Regions from separate parts of the Homo sapiens genome. Here region 2 is linked to region 1. Evidence: chromatin contacts called from ENCODE Hi-C data. All regions are on one chromosome and are shown on one strand. Each heading gives the region's core, a stretch centred on a gene start or an enhancer-like site at or near the end of the contact. The rest is flanking DNA. Distances are from core to core; before and after follow the strand shown. Region 1 overlaps GRID1 (glutamate ionotropic receptor delta type subunit 1). Region 2 has its middle 63 kb from the start of WAPL-DT.

Region 1 (3,018 bases), core at 347-2,846:
TTCTGCTCACAAGCTAGCTGGCGGCCACCTCTCCTGCACCTCTCCACCACTCCACCACTGGGCTGGCCTCCCTTTGTCCAGCCTGCTCCTGCTCCGCCCTGCCCACTGGCTCCCAGACTCTTGACTTGGCTTCTGCCATAGGTTGATGGAGCTCTGGTTTCTTTGTGGTGCCTCAGGCCTCTGCAAGGGATTCAGACCCTTCTGCGTCTTTCTGGACTCATTCTTTGGCTCCCTCCCGCCCATGTGCAGCATGGGATTCAGACTGAGGTGTGTGTGTAATAAATGTGGGCCTCCTCTTCTCTCCACTTTACGGGGGAAGATGGGCTTCCTCATGACCCTCTGGAGGATGCCCTGGGGAGGATCATGTTGTGGTGGTGTTTCATTGTTAGACCTCCCTGGATTGAAGTAGCTGAAATCCTAGCCGACGTTTATGTGTATTTAGACATGATGCACTGGTTTGGGCTAGGAGAGTCATTGTGATTGATTGGCTGTGGCCCTGAGGTTCGTACAGATGTTCCCATAGAGGGTAGGACACTGTCCCGTGGCCAGTTGGAGCAGTGACTGGGGACCCAGGGAGCAGAAGGGGACTTGAGGCCCCACAAACTGTCAGAGAAAATGAAATGCAGTTCTCTGTGGCTTTCCACTTGCAAATTGTGTGACCTTGGACAAGTAAGTAGAACTGTCTGAGCCATAGTTTCCGTCCTTGAAAGCTGGGATGGAAGTGACTCCCTGCTGGGGTCGTGGAGGACCAGAGGAGGTCACCTCAGTGAAGCTGCCTGGCACGCCATCGGGGAGAGCCTCAGAGAAATTTGAATGAGTAAATGTCTGGCTGATCCCAGGAGAGCAAGGAGAAAGATGGAGGGAGGGGAAGAGGGAGGAGGGCTGCAGTCCGGGGCTGGGGCATGGGTGGGGGCTGCTGTGAGACAAGCCTGGCCAGTCTGGCTTTGTGAGCTGGTGGCAGGAAGAGGAAGGTAGCTGGGCTTGCTTTGGGAATGTGTGTGCTGTGGGCCCCAGTGGAGGCCCGGGAACTTAGCCTGTGTACTGTCTTGGGGGGATTTCTCCCTTCTGGGTGGGGATTGGGTCTGGAGCCTGGAAACACCTTTGGTCTGATGACCTAAGCCCCAGGCATTCCATCCCATCCTTGGCTCAGGCTAGGCTGGGACCTGGGATGGCTCCAGTCCCAGCTCTCCTATTAGCCCCAGGAGTGTGCAGCTGGGGCAAGGCCTGAGGGTAAACCAGACCCTCCAGCCTCTGCAATGCCTGCCCAAGGTCAAGGCTCTTGGCTCAAAGCGACAGAGAAAATTCTCCCCATCAGGAAACACTCTAAGGCTTCCCTGGACATGGCACTGGCTTTGAGGGTCTCTGGGCTAAATGGTCTCACTCCGAATCAAGCAGGGAGGCCGGGGAGAAACCATGGGTTCAGGGAGGGGAGTGAAATCAGAGCCTCTCAAAGGCAGAAAGGGCCAGGAGGCCTGGAGGTGGCTCCCAGGGTCTGATGCATGGAAATGAGGAGTCGCTTAGTTTAAGGAGACCGTAGTTCTCTGTGTGTAGAACGCCCCGGGGTGGATGCACGAGCCGCCTGCTGGTCATCTGGAGGTGGCGCATGGGCTCTCTTGTGCCTGTCCCCTGTGGCAGAGGCCCTTCCTGGGCCTAACACCCTCATGAAATGGCCTATGAGCTTGAACCTGGGCCTGAATGTCCTCACTAATAACCCAGCACCGTTTGCCAAAAATCAGGCCAGGTTGCCTCTGGAGAGCCTGTTAACTGAGTGACTTGCTGTCACCCAGCCTTGCTTCTTCTCCCCCTGTCCTCCCTCCACTGCTCCCGCTTTTGTGTGCAAATAGGCAGGCAGGGGAAGGTTTGGGGCTGTGTCCAAAAGAAGGGCACGATGGATATAAAACGTAAGAAAAAAAATGCTCAATAATTTGGTCATCTGGAAAATCAGCCAGAGGTCATTTGGGAGACAAGTGATTTTGTGACCTGGTTTCTGGTGAGTTGGCCACTAGGAGAACTGCTCACTCGAAGATTTTGTCACTTGGGGAACTGACTTTGGAGATTTGGTTTTTGTGGAGTGGAGCTGATTTCTGAAGTGAAATCTCAGCACAGAGGTTTACAGGAAGCCAGAGTCCTCCTCACTTGAAAACTCACACCTCACCCCTGGTGCCCCTCAAGGCTGTGTCTCGGCTTTGTCCCCACGGAGGGGAGCATAGTATGTTCTTCACGGTGGTGGACTGGGATCTCTTTGTCTCACTGTCTCTCCGTCTCTTTTACACACATACTGGAGCCTTTGTTTCTGTCTCTTTCATGCACACACACACACATACACTGAAGTCTCTGTCTGTCTCGTGCACACACGCGTGCATACGCTAAAGTCTCTATTTCTGTTTCTCTGTAATGCATGCACACACAGGCACACACACGCACGCACACACTGTCTCGCTCATGCACATATACACACACTGGAATCTCTCTCTGCCTCTGTCTCTTTCTCTCATACACACCAAATGGATCTCTGTCTCTCACACACACATGCATACACATGCTAAAGTCTCTTTCTCTGTGTCATGCATGTGCACACACACACTGTCTCTGTCTCATGCACATACACACATACTGGAATCTGTCTGTTTTTCTCATGCATGCACACACACACCAAAATCTCTGTCTCTCTCATGCACACATGCATGCACACGCTAAAGCTTCTGTCTCTCTCTCTGTAATGCATGCACCCACCCCCCCATACACAGTCTCTGTCTCTCATGCACATATGCACACACTGGGATCTCTCTCTGTCTCTCTCTCTCTCTCTCCTGCCTGAAGCCTCCAGAGAAGTAAGTTGAATGTTGAGCAGGGTTTTCCCACGGGGTGGCTCAGAAGCAGCCGTAATTGGAGGGAGTAGGGAAAAGACAATGCACTGTAATTGGTCTAAATAACCCTTTTCGCTGAGTGTTAAAGGCAAGTAAGTTCTCAGGAGCAGACCTGGCTTTTTCCTCCCTAGGATTTTCTTGCTGTTTGGAA
Region 2 (3,018 bases), core at 274-2,773, 410 kb before region 1:
TCTGGCATTCCTCCCGGAGAGCTGGGCCGCCCTCCTCCCCAGGTGAAGAATCACTCCATTTACTCATCTTTGAAGTCACTTCCCTCGCTATTGGGAGCAATGCCACACATTTGTTGGCTGGACACAGGATGCAAATGCTGAAAGCTCACTTTGTGTCCCTGCCACTCTCCCCGCCCACTGTCCATCTCCTCTAGTGTGTAGTGGTGGCCCTATCCCCTTTTGGCACAGCTGGGGCCCCCTTTCTGTTCTCCATCTGAATCCAGGCCTGAGGCATCTCTGCTCCCTGGCATCACCCTGTAATAGACACATCCTTCCTAGGAACACAGGATCCTCTCCTCCCTTCCCCATGCCCCAGGGCTGCTCCTCTGCTCCCAGGCCAACTGCACTCCTTCTCTGGAACACAGCTCTTATCTATCTCCCAGAACAAGGAAGTTTCATCCTGTAACTAAGTCTTGCCAATCCGAGGAAAAGGCTTGAGGGTAGGAATGGTTCAGAGAAGAAAAACTAGGCCATCCTCTGAGATCAGGAGTCCTGAGGTCCCAGGAGGATCAGAGCAGCCTTGTAACAGTCTAGTGCAACTCCTTTGACTTACTAATGGGGAAACTGAGGCCCAGAAAAGGGTGGGACATGCCCACGGCCACACAGTGAGAAAGTGTCAGGCAGGACTGGGATGGAGGTCTTCTCATGCCAGACCCTATGTGCTTCACCCTGACTCCCTCTGCTAAGACCCAATCAAAGGCTGGCTGTTCCTATGCATTGCATAGATGCAGTACTTTTAAGTTTTTGCCACAGACCAGCCTGTGAGGATAAAATGGATCAGACATGCCCCTTGCCTCCAGCAGTGTTGTTCTCTAAGGAATAATAATACAAACTAGGACTGGGCGGGGTGGCTCATGCCTGTAATCCCAGAACTTTGGGAGTCCGAGGTGAGAGGATTGCTTGAGCCCAGGAGTTCAAGACCAGCCTGGGCAACATAGGGATACCTCTGTCTCTACAAAAAAAAAGGACAGGGAGAGAAACCGCATGAGCCTCAAGCAGATACCGCAATACATGGAGCCCACAAAGGCACTGGCTGTGTTTCTCTGCCATTTCAACCCCATTTGGACCTTAGTTGTGGCATGCAGGAGGGCCCTGCCAGGACGGTGACCCCTTACTCGCCTTCAACCCCTGCTGTAAGTAGCCCCCAGCAGGGTGTGGGGCAGAAGAGCCCTCCCCGGAGAGCTCAGTACTGCAATTCTGCCACTGGGTGGCACTGTGGTGCCTCAGGAGGGGGACCACGCCTAAAGGAAACTGCCCAGAGAAGGGGTGGCACGGGAAAAGCGTCACTTGGGCCCTCCTGTGCTGGGCAAGTTGCTTTCCATCTAGGGTTACAAAGAGGTACATGAAATAGGTCCTGCCTTCCAGGAGCCCACAGTGGAACAGTCACATGGACAACAAATTAATTGTTCCAATAATAGATGTAATTAGTTGCTCCAATAGAAGCACAAGAACAACCGGTTCCCGCTGAGGGGCCCGGGGAGGAGGCAGCAATTGAGTCTTGATGTTAGAGTGCTCAGCAGGCCATTCTAGTTCAGGCTGTCTCTCACAGTGCAGGCTCTCAGGGCACTGCGCACTTGGTTTGGGTGGGAGGTAGGGGTGGGGTGTGCCCAGGGAGGTTTGGCCCAGTCCATAGGACAGCGACCTGTAGGGAGCTGGGGGCTGGAAGCCTCTGTCAGCCACCTTCCCCAGCCAGCAGCAGGCTGAGCCTCTGAGGCCAGGGCCTTTGGTGTGGCTATCCTGGGTTGCTCTGTCTCCATTAAAGCACTTAGCTAAGGGACATGGAGGAGAGACACTGGTGTTAGGACAACCAGAACACTGGGAAGTCTTCCAGTGCCAAAGAAAGACAACTGGCCTCCTGTCCTCTTGCTGTGCCTTCTGGCCTCAAGTCCACATGACCTTGGCCTGGGTACGGCAGCCCTCAGGGCTCAGTGACTACATCTGTAAAAAGGGTCTTCTGTCTAAACAAATATATTGAGAAATGAAAAAGTTTAAAGGACCTCTTTTGACTGACCTGAAGGCACACCCTGTGTCCTGCAGGTGTGGGGGACACCTGGGAGAGAAGGACTCTCCTCTGCCGGCTTCAGGTTGTGGCTGGGCCCAGTGGAAAGCCAGAATACATCTCTGTCCTTGGAACACAATTCATCCTCCACAGCTTCTGTAAAATCTGATGGGCTGAGCTTTGCAGCAGGGAAGTGATTTAATACCTAGTAGATACATTTTCATTAAATTTTTGAAGATGGAGCAAAGCCTCTAGTTTTCAAATTTTCTGTGCAGAAGTTAACCCATTATGGTGTTGAAACCCACATCCGCACCGTAAAACTAAAATCTTCTTCTCAAAACAAAGCACAATATATCACCCTGTAATAGACACATCCTTCCTAGGAACACAGGATCCTCTCCTCCCTTCCCCGTGCCCCAGGGCTGCTCCTCTGCTCCCAGGGCTGCTCCTCTGCTCCCAGGCCAACTGCACTCCTTCTCTGGAACACAGCTCTTATCTATCTCCCAGAACAAGGAAGTTTCATCCTGTAACTAAGTCAATCCAACTAAGGAGATGGATTGACTGAGGTTTGCAACTAGGGGCTTCAAGCTTGCCCAGGAGATGAGCAAAGGGTTGGCCGGACCGTTGCTCGCACACCCATCACCAGTAGGGTGCACCTCTTTTCTCCTCCCAGGTCCTCACTGGTGAGGCTGCAAGCCAGGGCTGGGTGTGGCATTTCAAGCAGATACTCTGCACCTCCTTTTGTCATTTACAAGTGATGCTGGTGACAGGTGATTGGGTGTTTGGAAGGCACACAGGGTCTCATGGATCTGAGGGTTTGCTACAGACGGGGAAACTCCTCACATTCCCTCCACCAGTGTCCCACCCCAGAGCTAGGCTTGCCCACCATGGCTGGGGATCCAGGTTACCTTTTAGAGGGATTGCTCCCCTCCAGCCGACCGCCACTCCAGAGGAGGCCTGAGGGGCTTTCCTCCCACCTA

What was found. A loop is a pair of places that touch in the nucleus more often than their neighbours do. Pooled maps may share reads with other maps.
Region 2: a map with no recorded cell type shows a loop between it and region 1 (11-fold over the local background). The contact joins two enhancer-like sites. A Hi-C loop is called at or near these places in 3 of 37 single-sample maps with no recorded cell type and 3 of 50 pooled maps.

What each region holds. Positions count from the first base shown.
Region 1 is chr10:86,177,160-86,180,177 of GRCh38, reverse strand. All of the region lies in intron 3 of GRID1 (glutamate ionotropic receptor delta type subunit 1), which reads left to right. Among named protein-coding and RNA genes, the nearest start is that of MIR346, 86 kb to the left of the region's middle. RefSeq lists enhancers at 641-1,140, 1,141-1,642. Within about 2 kb of position 1,596, at least 2 of the 41 ENCODE cell types and tissues checked have a DNase peak (open chromatin) inside an H3K27ac peak, as active enhancers do.
Region 2 is chr10:86,583,861-86,586,878 of GRCh38, reverse strand. No RefSeq gene overlaps it. Among named protein-coding and RNA genes, the nearest start is that of WAPL-DT, 63 kb to the right of the region's middle. RefSeq lists enhancers at 1,347-1,406, 1,648-2,149. Within about 2 kb of position 1,523, at least 5 of the 41 ENCODE cell types and tissues checked have a DNase peak (open chromatin) inside an H3K27ac peak, as active enhancers do.